2 separate regions of the Homo sapiens genome follow, and region 1 is linked to region 2. A link is an interaction called in ENCODE POLR2A ChIA-PET data of the cell type or tissue named here. Cell type or tissue: PC-9. All regions are shown on one strand.

Evidence for each region. Peaks named below come from ENCODE experiments on the same cell type or tissue, not always from the same donor. Only the 100,000 strongest peaks of a DNase experiment are listed, where the experiment ranks them.
Region 1: POLR2A ChIA-PET joins it to region 2 with 10 read pairs; 1 of 35 experiments calls an interaction of 5 or more read pairs at or near these places.

The regions. Positions count from the first base shown.
Region 1 is chr10:5,607,135-5,615,134 of GRCh38, reverse strand. It overlaps LINC02678 (long intergenic non-protein coding RNA 2678), which reads left to right and starts at 4,470. Exons shown (of 3, transcript XR_001747275.2): 1 at 4,470-5,027; 2 at 5,338-5,448; 3 at 6,404-7,531. In PC-9, no CTCF peak of the experiment used is centred here; DNase peaks (open chromatin) are centred at 3,044, 4,234 and 5,014; H3K4me3 peaks cover 1,198 bases; H3K27ac peaks cover 3,978 bases.
Region 2 is chr10:6,287,877-6,295,876 of GRCh38, reverse strand. It overlaps a transcript of PFKFB3 not described here and the pseudogene SDCBPP1. Among named protein-coding and RNA genes, the nearest start is that of LINC02649, 35 kb to the left of the region's middle. RefSeq lists an enhancer at 1-117. In PC-9, no CTCF peak of the experiment used is centred here; DNase peaks (open chromatin) are centred at 3,066, 4,556 and 5,026; H3K27ac peaks cover 2,051 bases.

The DNA.
Region 1 (8,000 bases), 680 kb after region 2:
AATCCCAGCACTTTGGGAGGCCGAGGCAGACGGATTGCCTGAGGTCAGGAGTTCGAGACCCGCCTGACCAACATGGTGAAACCCTGTCTCTACTAAAAATACAAAAATTAGCAGGGCGTGGTGGCGTGTGCCAGTATTCCCAGCTACCCAGGAGGCTGAGGCAGGAGAATTGCTTGAAGCGGGAGGCAGAGGTTGCAGTGAGCCGAGATTGCATCACTGCACTCCAGCCTGGGCGACAGAGCAAGACTCCATCACAAAAAAAAAAAAAAGAAAAAAAGAGAAAAAAAAGAAAAGAAGAAATGGCTAAAACACCACAACCAAGAAGAATGACAATGAATTGCTAATTAGGGTCCCTTCCAAATATTGGTAAGGATGGGATGTATCTGTTAACTTGGTTAAGATTCTATAGCTTGAGTTTGGTTACTTCAGGAAAGCATGGAATGAATCCCAGCTTTGGTTATGAAATCTGAGATCTGTGAAATTCCAGCACTTTATCCAGCATAGTGAAAGCAACATTCTTCCCCAAGGAAACCAAAGCCCATCCTTGATCCCCACAGGCTCAACCATGCCCTAATTAGAGTGTCTGTTAATCATTTTCCCTTGTTTCCCAGGCTGGTGGGCGGAGAGACCCACATTTGGGATGGTGGGGGAAAGACACCAGTTTCTCCATGTGTCTGTTCATTATGGCGCTCTGTGGTTTGAGATAGATGAAACACATTGGCATGTCCCAGGCTGACAATCTAAGGAAACTGGAGGAATCTTAGCAGCCAGGAGCTGGAGCTGGCCCTTAGCTCAGCTGGCGTGAGCAGCTAAAATGCAGGTGGTGGCTCTGTGGAGAAAAAGAGGCAGTGGCCGCTCCCTTGGAAAAGTCCTCCTCTGTTCCAATTCCCAGTGTTTATTTTGGCCCCAGGCAGAGGGCCCTAGTGGAACAGGGGCAGGGAGGAGGCATTTGGAAACCACAGGGTTACTGATGAGATGGTGCAAAACACACCTAACCAAAATACTGGCCCTAGGGTGGATCAGGGTGGTGCATTTCTGGACTGTTCCATGACCGTCAAGGCCAGTGTGCACAGCTAAACGCAACCAGGTTCCTGGTTCCTGGCAGACCTTGATTTCCTGAAAAACCTTCCACAGAGTGGTCCCAAGCTTTAGCTAGAAGGCCATATAAATCTCCTCCCTGCCCCCACTATGGCCTGCAGCTTCAGGGTGGGTGAATTTGCCTGTGATAAGCAAGGCTTCTGGAAGAAAGACCTGCTTAGGGGAGCAAATGCTTCCTGCCTAGGGGAAGGAGTGCCTTGTGCCCTGGCACAGATGGGAGCTGGGACCTGCGTCCCCCTCTGGCCCCTAGTCCCCCATCCAGGCGCTTAGGCTGGGGAGCAGGGGGTAGCACTTCTCTCACCCCAGCCTTTGATGTCACACAGAGCCCGGGGTTCACTGGAGTAGGGCTGCGGAGGAGGAAACCGTGTGGTCGGGGAGGGGACTGGAGACCTCTGCCCGCCCTTGGAAACGTGCATCTTTCCTTCTGTTTGCTTGCAGGGAGGAGAAGGTGAGTATAGCAGAGAACTGGAGGGGACTTCGGAGTCCGTCTCCCATGGGGCCTAGTGCTGAAGAACTTTTCCCGGTGGAGGGTGGGGTAGGCCCAGGTCATGAAACAGAGCCATTTTTTTTTTTTTTTTTTTTTTTTTGGAGACAGAGTCTTGCTCTGTCCAGGCTGGAGTGCAGTGGCACAATCTCGGCTCACTGAAACCTCTGCCTCCCGGGTTCAGGCAATTCTCCTGCCTCAGCCTCCCAAGTAGCTGGGACTACAGGCACACACCACCATGCTGGGCTAATTTTTGTATTTTTAGTAGAGACGGCGTTTTACCATGTTGTCCAGGCGGGTCTCAAACTTCTGACCTCAGGTGATCTGCCCACGTCGGCCTCCCAAAGTGCTGGGATTACAGGTGTGAGCCACCATGCCTGGCCCACAGACATACTTTTAAGATAGCAGAACCAGGACTGCTGCAGCCTCATACCCAGCTAAGCCTTCGGGTTTCCAAGTAAGACCCAAAGCAGTAAAGATTTCCCTCAATCGGCCAAGTCTTCAGACTGCTCACAGGCAAAAGAAGTGGACAGGGACTCAGCTTCTACACAGCTTCCCTGAACCCTCCCCTGCAGCTTTCTTTTCTTTCTTTCTTTTTTTTTTTTTTGAGATAGGGTCTCACTCTGTAGCCTAGGCTGGAGTGCAGTGGTGTGATCTCGGCTCACTGCAGCCTTGATCTCCTGGGCTCAGGTGATCCTCCCACCTGAGCCTCCCAAGTAGCTGAGACTACAGGCGTGTGCCACCGTGCCTGGCTTTATTTTTTTGGTTTGTTTTTGTTTTGTATTTTTTTCTAAAGACAAGGTTTTGCCATGTTGTCCAGGCTGCTCCTGAATTCTTGGGCTCAACTGATCCTCCCGCCTTGCCTCCCAAGGTGCTGGGATTTACAGGCATGAACCGCCATGCCTGGCCACCCCTGCAACTTTTGATGTCACTTGAAGGCAGGTTCTTTTCTCCCAGCTGAGCTCCAGCTTTCACCTTGAGGGCAGGGGCAATGCCTGACTCTCCTTTTGAATCCTCAGTGCCTTGAAATCTAGCCAAGATGGGTGCTCAGAATGTCCAGTGAATGATGAATAAGGGGCAGGAAAACATAGTGGGGGAGGAGGGAAGGGGACAGAAAGGTTGCCTGCAGGGAGCCTGCAGGGTGGGGAAGTGGAGATGGGAAGGGCACAGGAAATCTTGCTGGTGAGGCTGGAGGACACTTGTCTCTCAGCCTTCTGATGCCATCTGCAAACCTCACAGGTCCCCTTCTGCAGCCTTTCCTGGAGGTTTGCTTAAGAAGGTCGAGAGAGGGAATTAGCCAGAGACAACACGTTTCTCTTCGCAGTGGTTGGAAGTCAGTAGAAGCTGGATGGGGAAGGGCTGGAATGGGAACCCGACTTCAGGTACGTGCGTTCCTCATTCATGCTGAGCCCTGGGCTCTGGACGGCACCACACAGGCCTGCATGCTGGCGAGGCTGGTGCAGAGAGGTGAGTCATCCATTCTTCATGGCACAGCTGTCGCCTTCCTGAAACTCACATTAGACACGCGCTCATAGAATCAAATGTACCACATGCAGCCATTACAGACGGGCACACCAACCCCAGACTGCTGTTGCCAGGTATGTGCGTGGTTCCTCTCACTCGCTGGTCCTGCAGAGCCTGGGGATGTCTGCAAGGATGAAATGAGGTACAGATAAGGTTCACTGAGGCCACTTTTCTCTATTTTTGTGCTAAAGTGACCAAGAATAAAAACTCTGGTCACCTGGTAGCCCCTGCACTAGAGGCCAAGTGTGGTGGCTCACACCTGTAATCCCAGTACTTTGGGAGGCTGAGGTGGGCGGATCACGAGGTCAAGAGATTGAGACCATCCTGGCCAACATAGTGAAACCCCATCTCTACTAAAAATACAAAAATTAGCTGGACGTGGTGGTGCACACCTGTCATCCCAGCTACTCGGGAGGCTGAGGCAGAAGAATTGCTTGAACCTGGGAGGCAGAGGTTGCAGTGAGCCAAGATCGCGCCACTGCACTCCAGCCTCATGACAGAGAGAGGCTCCCTCTCAAAAAAAGAAAAAAAAAAAAGTAAGTCTACATATATTCCAATCAATGGATGCCTGCGAGACCGTGAACCAAACCTAAGCACCTAGAGGCTCCAGTGCATCTGTTTGGCCGGCACATTGGTTGTATCCACTTAGAGAATAACCACTCGCTTAGGAAGCATCCAGCCAGCCCTCCCTGCTGTGTGCCAGGCCTGGGCTGGGTGCTGGGGTGCAGAAAGAGGCAAGGCAGGTGGTGCCTCCCCAGGACCCCGGCTTCTCTCCATGTCCCATCGGGGGGTCTCCTGAATCTGAGCATTTCCCCAAAGCGAGTGCATTTTAAGTTCTTTTACAAATAATATTTCCAAGGACTGAAACCAAAAGGCCCCAGTGGAAAGAAGGGGTTTATATTACCACTCTCCCAGCCCTGCTGCCTAACCTAGAAGCATCAGAGGCAGATGGCTTCTTGGAGGTCACCCAGTGCAGGGTTTCTTTAGGTCAAAAGAGAGTGTGGTGACAGTGTTGTGATGTGTAATGCATTCAGGAGGTGTAACTCAGGCTCTACCTGCAAACCCAGGGTACAGTCTGCTGCTGAGAGGCTGTCAGAGTGGTGAGTAGCCACTCATACCACCTGTCATCAGAGAATGAGGAGCGAGCAGGGGAGGGGCAGGCCGTGTGGCCTCCGGAGATGGCAGCAGACGGAGATCCGGGCAGAGGCAAGTTGGACTTTGTCCCTGGCTATGCCACGGACTCTGATTCACCATTTAGAGAGGACTCACTGGTTTTCTCTTCCTGGGCCGTGCGTGCGTGCGTGCTTGCTTGCTTGATTTCTTTCTTTCTTTCTCTTTCTTTCTCTCTCTCTTTCTTTCTTTCTTTCTTTCTTTTTCTTTCTTTCTTTCTTTCTTTCTTTCTTTCTTTCTTTCCTTTCTCCTTCCTTTCTTTTGTTTTCTTTCTTTTCTCTTTCTTTTTCTTTCTCTCTCTCTCCTTCCTTCCTTCTTTCATTCTTTTTCTTTCCTTCTTCTCCTTTATTCCCTTCCCTTCCCTTCCTTCCCTCCTTCTTTCTCTCTTTATTATCCTTTCTTTCTTTTTTTTTTTTTTTTAGAAAGAAGCACCTGCCTTGCCTCCTTCCCTCCTTTGCCTGTCCAAAGGTGAATGATATGAGTCGGGCAGTGTGCATGTCTTCCCAGAAGAAAAAATGAGGCTCAGATGTGACTCGGTGTCCCCGGTGAGTGGGTGCATCATAAATGTCAGACATTGACTGCACCGAAAAGCCTTCTTGGGCTGTCTTCACCGTCTTGTTCTTGGCTTTGGACTCCTGAGCTGCACAATAAGGATGTGCATGGTGCTGCTGACCGTATGCTCCCCCGACAGTTCCAGGAAGGTGCAGAGTGCTGACAGCCACGCCCTGGAGCTTGCGCTTGCCAGTGCTTAGTGAGTAAGGAATTGTGAGACTTGTACAGCTCTGACAGCTTCTTAGGGATCACATAGCTCAGTAGGTGAGCCCAGCAGTTTCTGGGTGGGGGAGGGCGCTGAGTGAGCCAGCAGTGGAGAGGGGCTGGACAAGATCCGCTGATCACAGAAGAGGAGAGGGAGGTTCTGAGTGACCCACAGCACACTCCACACCCTTGGAAGATGGAGAACCCTTCCTAGCCCCCCACTGAGTCCTGGAGGCAGCCAGTAGAATGTTCTGGGTCTGAGACCCAAGTCATTTTTCACCCTGATCCTGCCCTCTCCTTGGTAGCTCTCAGAACTGACTCCTGAGGGAAGGCAAGTGTTTGAATTGACTTTCTCCAAGGTTCTCACTCTTAGGAAGATGCAGGTGGAGTTATCTGTGATTCTCCCTGTAGGTCAGGTGAGTCCTCAAACTGCTTCCCTCATGGTGATAAAGTGGCTGCCAACACCTTCCAGGCCACATGTGTCTTCGTTCATATCTAGGAGGGAGATGGCTTCACATCCCCCAGACATAGAACAAAGCCCCCAAAGAAGAGGACTTGCTGGTTTTCCATTCTTTGCTTTCCTAGTTCCTTAAGTCCTGGAGGTAGTGGGTTAGAGTCAGAATGGACAAGTAATTCGTTGTCCAGATCAGGCCCTTTCCAGAGTGATGGGATGGGTGGTGCATGTGATAATGGTGCTGGGATGGCAGAGGGAGCCGGTCACCTTGGCCCTTGTGGGGGACCCAGGAGAGCTGAGTGGAGGTCCAGCTCTGCCACTGGACTTCTGGGGCTCAGTTTCCTCCTCTGTCAAATGGTGTCATTTGATTGTGATACTTTTTGTCTCTAGTTTCCTAATGAATGCCAGCTGCTTGACAGAATGCATCTCATTTTGAAGGGAAATGTCCACTGCATTTGTTTTAAAATATCTCCTGGAAAAGGGAGACCTTCTTAGCAGAATTTACCATTTAAGGAGCCAAGTGGTATTGCCAGCAGCAGGCACTGGTGACATCTGCCCGCACGGCTGGCCGGGGTTTGAGAGTGAAGCATGGGAATCCTGTCTCCTCTGCCCCTGCTGCCTTGAGCAGAGAAGGAATTTCTCAGGCTCTCGTTCCCAGAAATCATCCCAGTTACGACTCGAATGCAACCTCCCCCTCCCTGCCCACCCTATCGGGCAAAACAAACCTAACAAAACTGCAAATGATCTAAGACCAAAATAGATCTTTCTGAATTTTAACCTTGAGGGCATGGTGGTTCATTGAACCCAGCTGCCAATTCGTCTTCCCAGCATGCGTGGCCTTTCGGTTTCACCCTCTTCTGTGCCCGTGACTGACATGTCCCCTTTGTCCTAATGCTGCCAGCCCTTCCTCCTTGCAGTGTCTCTGGGATGCCTTCCCCTTCCTTGACCTCCATGGGGCCTTCCTCAGCTGATCACTCACTGTTCCTGCCTCCCAGCCGATGGCTCTGATTCTCAATGGCTTCTGCATAGTGAATGCTGTCAGGCAATCTTCCTGGATATCTCCTTCACGACGTTGCTCCTTCTGCCTGAGAATCTGTAACGAGCACGGAAGGTCTCTGGATGTTGTGGGGACATGCTGGGTTGTTCTGATGGGCCTTTTGGGGGCTCCTGTCCGGTGCCCCGGGAATGTCTGTGTGGGAGGACTTGGTGTGGCAATCTGGTTGGAAGGGAGGGGTTACTGTTGTAGAAAGCACACCATCTTTACCTCCTGCGTCGTCATAAAGCCATGAAAAGAGTAAAAGTTTCTAAAGGTGATTTTATTAGAGTGCTTCACAGTCCAGCTACAGAACATCCACATCCAACGACTGTCAACAAGGGCTTTGTCAGCTCCCACAGCTAAAACACACCAAGGAAGTTCAGGCATCTGGGTTGATTTTCTCCAAAGCTCTTGATCCTATGAGGCTGCAGGTCGAGTTATCTGTGATGCTCCCTGTGGGTCAGGTTAATTCTCAGCCTGCTTCCCTCATGGTGATAAAGTGGCTGCCAGCACCTCCTGGACCATGAGCATCCTTGTTCACATGCAGGAGGAGGGAGACATCTGCCCTCACGGCAGGCCGGGGTTTGAGAGTGAACCTTCCCCTAAACATAGAGCAAAGCCCCAAGTTTCCCTCTGAAAGGATTCATTTAGGTTTTTCGTCCATCCTCGAAACCACATCTACAATAAGAGAAGTCACTGCAGGTGCCCGGGGTGCCCTCCTGGAGCCTTGGGGGTGTGAGCACCTACCCCACAGGCCATTGCTGAGTGACCGTGGGTTGGTGGGGGAGCCCTGTGTCACCACAGCGTAAGATGGAGAAACCACATCACAGGGGAGCAACGCTAAGGGATGGCCTGACCGAGAGGTAGGTGGAGACTTTGTATGTGTGGGGTACACACACCCCAGCTCCTGCCCAGCCCCAAAGGCTGTTAACTGGGCATGAAAGTGCTGGCCCAGGGCTGGGTGCAGGCTCATGTCTGTAATTCTAGCATTTTGGGAGGCCAAGGTGGATGGATTGCTTGAGCCCAGGAGTTCAAGACCAGCCTGAGCAACATAGTGAGACCATGATTCTACAAAAAATAAAAAATTAGCCAGGTGTGATGGTGCATGCCTATAGTCCCAGCTACTTGGGAGGCTGAGGTGGGAGGATCGCTTGAGCCAAGGAGGTCAAGGCTACAGAGAGCCAAGATCGCACCACTGCACTCCAGCTTGGGCAACAGAGCTCTGAATTTGTGTGATCATGGCTCTCTGCATTGATTCTGTCGCCAAAAATAAATAAACAAACAAACAAATAAATAAACTAAATAAATAGATAAATAAAGTTCTGGCCTAGAAAAGGAAGTGGGTTTGAGAAATAGTTGGGGTGGGGAAGGAGCTTTCCTGAAAGAGCCACCTTTCCTTTGAAAAAGGAGAAACGATGGCTCTGGAAGGACCCCCTCTGGAGTCAGACTTGAGTCCAAGCATACTTTTGAGGACACAT
Region 2 (8,000 bases):
GTTTTGCCTTGGGGAATTCCACCAGGTCTCCATTGTGAAGATCAGAGAAAAGTACCCTCTAACTTCCAGCAGAGGAGGGGGAAAGTAACTGTTCTGAAATACACCCAGAGCTCTCTGTTCTCTTTAACAAGTTCTGCCCTCAAGGGAAACTACTTTGCCAGAGTCTAACCTACTGGGGTTTTACCAAGGCCCAGCTGGCCTGGGGGAAGAGAAACACCCAACTCAGGCTCACTAAAAGACTAAGACTTGATCAGAAAAGTAAAGAATGCTTCCCTAACCCCCACACCTCACCACCACATCAAGATGGCGCCTGTATAATAACGGGATTTCAGCTTAAAAAAAAAAAAAATTGGCTGGGTGCGGTGGTTCACGGCTGTAATCCCAGCACTTTGGGAGGTCAAGGTGGGGTGGATCACCTGAGGTCAGGAGTTCAAGACCAGCCTGGCCAACATTGTGAAAACCCATCTCTACTAAAAATACCAAAAAAATTAGCCAGGCGTGGAGGTGGGCGCCTGTAATCCCAGCTACTTGGGAGGCTGAGGCAGGAGAATGGCTTGAACCCTGGAGGCAGAGGTTGCAGTGAACCAAGATTGCACCATTGCACTCCAGCCTGGGCAACAAGAGTGAGACTCCTTCTCAAAAAAATAAAATAAAATAAAATCTACAAGCCTAAGACCCTATTCAAGGAGTCTCTAGGAAAACCCAAGACATCACAGGAGACAAAAACAAAAGTGTTCAAGAAAATTTTAATCTGTGACACTACAGCTACAGCAAACAGTGAACACAGCCTCACTCCTAGCCAGATAAACACACTAGAGATCAATCTATGTCATTTCCTTTTACCCAATACATCATATCTGACTTTCAACAGAAAATTACAAGGCATGATAAAAAAAAAAAACAAAAAAAAAACACCTTCTGAAGAAACAAATCAAACATCATACACAAACCTAGGTATGGCAGAGATGTGGGGATTATCAGACCAGAAATGTAAAATAACTGATTAATATGCTAAAGGCTCTAATGGAAAAGTTGGACAACATCCAAGAGCAGATGGGAAATGGAGGCAGAGAGATGGAAACTCTAAGAAAGAATCAAAAGGAGAGGCTTGAAATCTAAAACTTACTTATGCAGAATGACTGGAGGCAGTGATGGCAAGTGGGTCCTTGTGGTCTAGAAGAATCCTGCAAAAATATCTCTCTCCATCTCTCAAAGATTTGAAGGTAGACTAAATAATTCAGGCTCAAACTGCTTGATATGGTTTGGCTATGTCCCCACCCATATCTCAAATTGTAGCTCCCGTAATTCCCATGTGTCATGGGAGGGACCCGGTGGGAGGTAATTGAATCATGAGGGCGGGTCTTTCCCATGCTGTTCTTGTGATAGCGAATAAGTCTCACGAGATCTGATGGATTTATAAAGGAGAGTTTCCCTGCACACGCTCTCTTGCCTGCTGCCATATAAGACATGACTTTGCTCCTCCTTTGCCTTCCACCATGACTGTGAGGCCTCTCCAGCCATGTGGAACTGTGAGTCAATTAAATCTCTTTCCTTTATAAATTACCAAGTCTCAGGTATGTCTTTATTAACAGTGTGAGAACAGATTAATACACTGCTTTTGCTGCAAACCCTGCCAACCCAGCAATTTTGTCAGAAGCTTCTGTTCACATCTCTCAAGATGGAAACCTCTATTCCAAACTATATCCAGAGCTCTCTCAACACATAGGCCTGAGTTTAAATAAAGAAGAAACACATGCAAATATGACCATGGTTTCTGGTGCGCCAATTCAGGGCCAGTTGGTAGCAAGACCTTCCAGTACGAACTATACAATGGCTCCTATAACTGGTAATGATGTTGGAATTTGTAGAGCAGAAATTAAGCAAGGGATTCATGAAGCCATTGGATCAAGATGGAAAATTCGTGAAGCCATAAGGACCAAGATGGAAAAATTGAACTCTGGCTTAAATCAATAGATAATGGTATATGTGTTCAGCAAGTCAAGGATAACTCTCCAACCTTATTGGTTGGTCTGAGATTTGGGAACCAAGTACTCCAAATCAATGGTGAAAACTGTGCAGGCTGGAGCTCAGATAAAGTGCACAAGGTGCTCAAACAGGCTTTTCAAGAGAAGATTTCTACGTCCATTCATGACAGGCCCTTTGAATGGACAATTACCATGCATAAGGATAGCACTGGACATGTTGGTTTTATCATTTAAAATGGAAAAATAGACCGGACGTCGTGGCTCACGCCTGTAATCCCAGCACTTTGGGAGGCCAAGGCAGGCAGATCACCTTATGTCAGGAGTTTGAGACCAGCCTGGCCAATGTGGTGAAACCCCATCTCTACTAAAACTACAAAAATTAGCCAGGCATGGTGGTGCACACCTATAATCCCAGCTACTCAGGAGGCTGAGGCAGGAAAATTGTTTGAATCCAGGAGGCAGGGGATGAAGTGAGCCGAGATTGCACCACTCCACTCCAGCCTGGCCAACAGAGTAAGACTCCATCTCCGAAAGAAAGAAAGAAAGAAAAGATAACATCCATAGTGAAAGACAGTTCTGTAGCCAGAAATGGTCTTCTCACAGAACACAACATCTGTGAAATCAACAGACAGAAGGTCACTGGACTGAAGGACTCTCAAATTGCAGACATACTGTCAACATCTGGGACTCGAGTTACTATTACAATCATGTCTTCTTTTATCTTTGAACAGATTAAGTGGATGACACCAAGCATGATGAAAAGCCTAATAGACCACACCATTCCTGAGGGTTTAAAATTCATCACACGACGGAAATGTAGCTGAACGTCTCCGTTTCCTTCTTTGGCAACTTCTGTATTCTGCACGTGAGGCTTTCTGGGGCCAGCAATTGAGCATACGCTGCATGAGGATCTTTCCATCTCACATTATGGCTGGGAATCTTACTGTTTCATCTGATAACCTGTTCAGATTTCAAGAGAGCTGTAGCCTTATCCTGGTTTTATAGAGGTGAAACTTTCAAGAGATTTACTGACTTTCCTGGAATAGTTGCTTTTCCGGAAACCTGATACTTTCATAAGCCATTGTGATTAGAATGACTGATACAGGCTTAGCTTTGTGTGAGAACCAGTCACCTTTCTCCTAGGCCATGAGAAGTGCTGTTCATGTTACTTTAGTTCTATGGGATGTTTGCATTTTTAACACATTCTACCACAGTACACTTAGAATGATTGCCCTTGATAGTTTTTTTTTTTTTTAATTCTGTGTATGTGTGTATAAAATGCCAATTAAGAACACTGGTTTCGGGCCAGGCACGGTGGCTCACGCCTGTAATCCCAGCACTTTGGAAGGTTGAAGTGGGCAGATCACGAGGTCAGGAGATCGAGACCATCCTGGCTAGTAGAGATGGTGAAACCCTGTCTCTACTAAAAATACAAAAAAATTAGCTGGGTGTGGTGGTGGGCGCCTGTAGTCCCAGCTACTCGGGAGGCTGAGGCAGGAGAATGGCATGAACCCAGGAGGCGGAGCTTGCAGTGAGCCGAGATTGCGCCACTGCACTCCAGCCTGGGCGACAGAGTGAGACTCTGTCTCAAAAAAAAAAAAAAAAAAAAAAAAGAAAAAAAAAAAGTACACTGGTTTCGGCTGGGTGCTGTGGCTCACACTTGTAATCCCAGCACTTTGGGATGCTGAGGTGGGAGGATCACTTGAGATCAGGAGTTCGAGACCAGCCTGGCCAACATGGTGAAAACCTGTCTCTACTAAAAATATAAAACTTAGCCAGGCATGGTGGCACATGCCTGTAATCCCAGCTACTCGGGAGGCTGAGGCAGCAGAATTGCTTGAACTCGGGAGGTGGAGGTTGCAGTGAGCCAAGATCAAACCACTGTATGCCAGCCTAAGCAACAGAGTGAGACTTTGTCTCAAAAAAAAAAAAAAAAAAAAAAAAAACCACTGGTTTCCTTCCACGTAAGCATTAAACAGTGTATGTAGGTTGTAAGAGATGGTGATGATTGTTCTGAAATCTTAACTACCTTCACTTAATGTGCTTGAACTGTCGCCTTAACTGTGTTAAGCATCCAGACTAAAAGCTGAAATAGAATTACTGCTGCCTTTCTAAAACGCAAAATGTGGTTCTCTATTAATCTGAAATGTACACTAGCCCAGAGCAGTTTAATGATACTTAACGAGCTATAGCATAGCATAGCTGCTTAGTTGTATTTGAGATTTTCTAGTCAATGCATAATGGAAACTTCTTTCTTCTGAAAGTTGCCAGTAGCACTATAGATTGAATGTAAAAATTGTTCTAGTAAACAGGACACTTTTTTTTTTTTTTTTTTTGAGACAGAGTCTCACTTATTCCACTGCCCAGGCTGGAGTGCAGCGGCACAATCTCTGCTCAATGCAACCTCTGCCTCTTGGGCTTGAGCAATTCTCCTGCCTCAGCCTCTTGAGTAGCTGGGACTGCAGACATGCACCACCATGCCCAGCTAATCTTTTTATTTTTTGTGGAGACAGGGTTTCACCATGTTGACCAGGCTGACCTCAAGTGATCCGCCCACCTTGGCCTCCCAAAGTGCTGGGATTATAGGCATGAGCCACCACGCCCAGCCTGAACAAGATAAACTTTTGACTCCTCTTTTTTTTCATTTGTGGATTAAGTGGTATAATACTTAACTTTGGCATTTGACTCTGAAGATTATGTAACCTAGCCACTTCAGATGGTTTTAGAATATTTTTCTAGTAATTTGTTGCACTTCCTGATTCCTCCTTGCAAACTAAATGACAGGACACTTTATCCTGATTATTTTCTTGTTTTTGATTTATGCCTATTCTATTTTAATTAAATATGTACACATAAAGTTAAAAACAAAAATAAAAAATGAAACTCATGTATGCAACAAACATGTAATGGGAATACCACACAGAAAAAAAGAGAAAGAGACAGAAAAAAATATTTGAAGTAATAATGGATGAAAATTTTCCAAAATTAATGACAGATACCAAACCACAAAACCAGGAAGCTCAGAGGAGGATAAATACACCAAGCATGATAAATACCAAAGAAATGTACATCTAGAAAATCAAAGACAGGCCAGGCGTGGTGGCTTATGCCTGTAATCCCAACACTCTGGGAGGCCAAGGCAGGCAGATCACCTGAGGTCAGGAGTTCGAAACCAGTCTAGCCAACATGGTGAAACCCCGTCTCTACTAACAATACAAAAAAAAAGTTAGCTGGGCATGGTGGTGGGTGCCTGTAATCCCAGCTACTCAGGAGGCTGAGGCACAAGAATCATTTGTACCCAGGAGGTGGAGGTTGTAGTGAGCTGAGATCGCACCACTGCACTCCAGCCTGGGCAATAGAGCAAGACTCTGTCTCAAAAAAAAAAAAAAAAATCAAAGACAAAAAGAAAATCTTGAAAGAAGCCAGAAGATTATCTCAATAGATGCAGAAAAGGCCTTTGACAAAATTCAACAACGCTTCATGCTAAAAACTCTCAATAAATTAGGTATTGATGGGACATATCTCAAAATAATAAGAGCTATCTATGACAAACCCACAGCCAATATCATACTGAATGGGCAAAAACTGGAAGCATTCTCTTTGAAAACTGGCACAAGACAGGGATGCCCTCTCTCACCACTCCTATTCAACATAGTGTTGGAAGTTCTGGCCAGGGCAATCAGGCAGGAGAAGGAAATAAAGGGTATTCAATTAGGAGAAGAGGAAGTCAAATTGTCCCTGTTTGCAGATGACATGATTGTATATCTAGAAACCCCCACTGTCTCAGCCCAAAATCTCCTTAAGCTGATAAGCAACTTCAGCAAAGTCTCAGGATACAAAATCAATGTACAAAAATCACAAGCATTCTTATACACCAATAGCAGACAAACAGAGAGCCAAATCATGAGTGAACTCCCATTCACGATTGCTTCAAAGAGAATAAAATACCTAGGAATCCAACTTACAAGGGACGTGAAGGACCTCTTCAAGGAGAACTACAAACCACTGCTCAATGAAATAAAAGAGGATACAAACAAATGGAAGAACATTCCATGCTCATGGGTAGGAAGAATCAATATCATGAAAATGGCCATACTGCCCAAGGTAATTTATAGATTCAATGCCATCCCCATCAAGCTACCAATGACTTTCTTCACAGAATTGGAAAAAACTACTTCAAAGTTCATATGGAACCAAAAAGAGCCCGCATCGCCAAGTCAATCCTAAGCCAAAAGAACAAAGCTGGAGGCATCACGCTACCTGACTTCAAACTATACTACAAGGCTACAGTAACCAAAACAGCATGGTACTGGTACCAAAACAGAGATATAGATCAATGGAACAGAACAGAGCCCTCAGAAATAATGCCACTTATCTACAACTATCTGATCTTTGACAAACCTGAGAAAAACAAGCAATGGGGAAAGGATTCCCTATTTAATAAATGGTGCTGGGAAAACTAGCTAGCCATATGTAGAAAGCTGAAACTGGATCCCTTCCTTACACCTTACACAAAAATTAATTCAAGATGGATTAAAGACTTAAATGTTAGACCTAAAACCATAAAAACCCTAGAAGAAAACCTAGGCATTACCATTCAGGACATAGGCATGGGCAAGGACTTCATGTCTAAAACACCATAAGCAATGGCAACAAAAGCCAAAATTGACAAATGAGATCTAATTAAACTAAAGAGCTTCTGCACAGCAAAAGAAACTACCATGAGAGTGAACAGGCAACCTACAAAATGGGAGAAAATTTTCGCAACCTACTCATCTGACAAAAGGCTAATATCCAGAATCTACGATGAACTCAAACAAATTTACGAGAAAAAAACAAACAACCCCATCAAAAAGTGGGTGAAGGACATGAACAGACACTTCTCAAAAGAAGACATTTATGCAGCCAAAAAACACATGAAAAAATGCTCACCATCACTGGCCATCAGAGAAATGCAAATCAAAACCACAGTGAGATACCATCTCACACCAGTTAGAATGGTGATCATTAAAAAGTCAGGAAAAAACAGGTGCTGGAGAGGATGTGGAGAAATAGGAACACTTTTACACTGTTGGTGGGACTGTAAGCTAGTTCAACCATTGTGGAAGACAGTGTGGCGATTCTGCAAGGATCTAGAACTAGAAATACCATTTGACCCAGCCATCCCATTACTGGGTATATACCCAAAGGACTATAAATCATGCTGCTATAAAGACACATGCACACGTATGTTTATTGTGGCACTATTCACAATAGCAAAGACTTGGAACCAACCCAAATGTCCAACAATGATAGACTGGATTAAGAAAATGTGGCACATATACACCATGGAATACTATGCAGCCATAAAAAAGGATGAGTCCATGTCCTTTGTAGGGACATGGATGAAATTGGAAATCATCATTCTCAGCAAACTATTGCAAGGACAAAAAACCAAACACCGCGTGTTCTCACTCATAGATGGGAATTGAACAATGAGAACACATGGACACAGGAAGGGGAACATCACACTCTGGGGACTGTTGTGGGGTGGGGGGAGGGGGGAGGGATAGCATTAGGAGATATAACTAATGCTAAATGACGAGTTAATGGATGCAGCACACCAGCATGGCACATATATACATGTGTAACTAACCTGCACATTGTGCACATGTACCCTAAAACTTAAAGTATAATAATAATTAAAAAAAAAAAAAAAGAAAGAAGCCAGACGAAAGAAAAAAACACCGTACCTACAGAGGAACTAGGATTAAAAAGTATAATGGGCTTCTTTTTGAAACGAATGCAAGCAAGAATAAAGTGGAGTGAGATATTTAAAGTGTTGGAAGAAAAATAATCAATCTAGAGTATTGTACCCAGTGAAATTATCTTTCAGAAGTGAAGGAGAAATAAAGACACTCCCAGAAAAATACTGAGGAAATCTGTCTCCAATAGAACTGCCTTGCAAGAAATATTAAAAGAAGTTTTTCAGAGAGAAGGAAAACAATGTTGGTCAGAAGCTCAAATCTACATAAA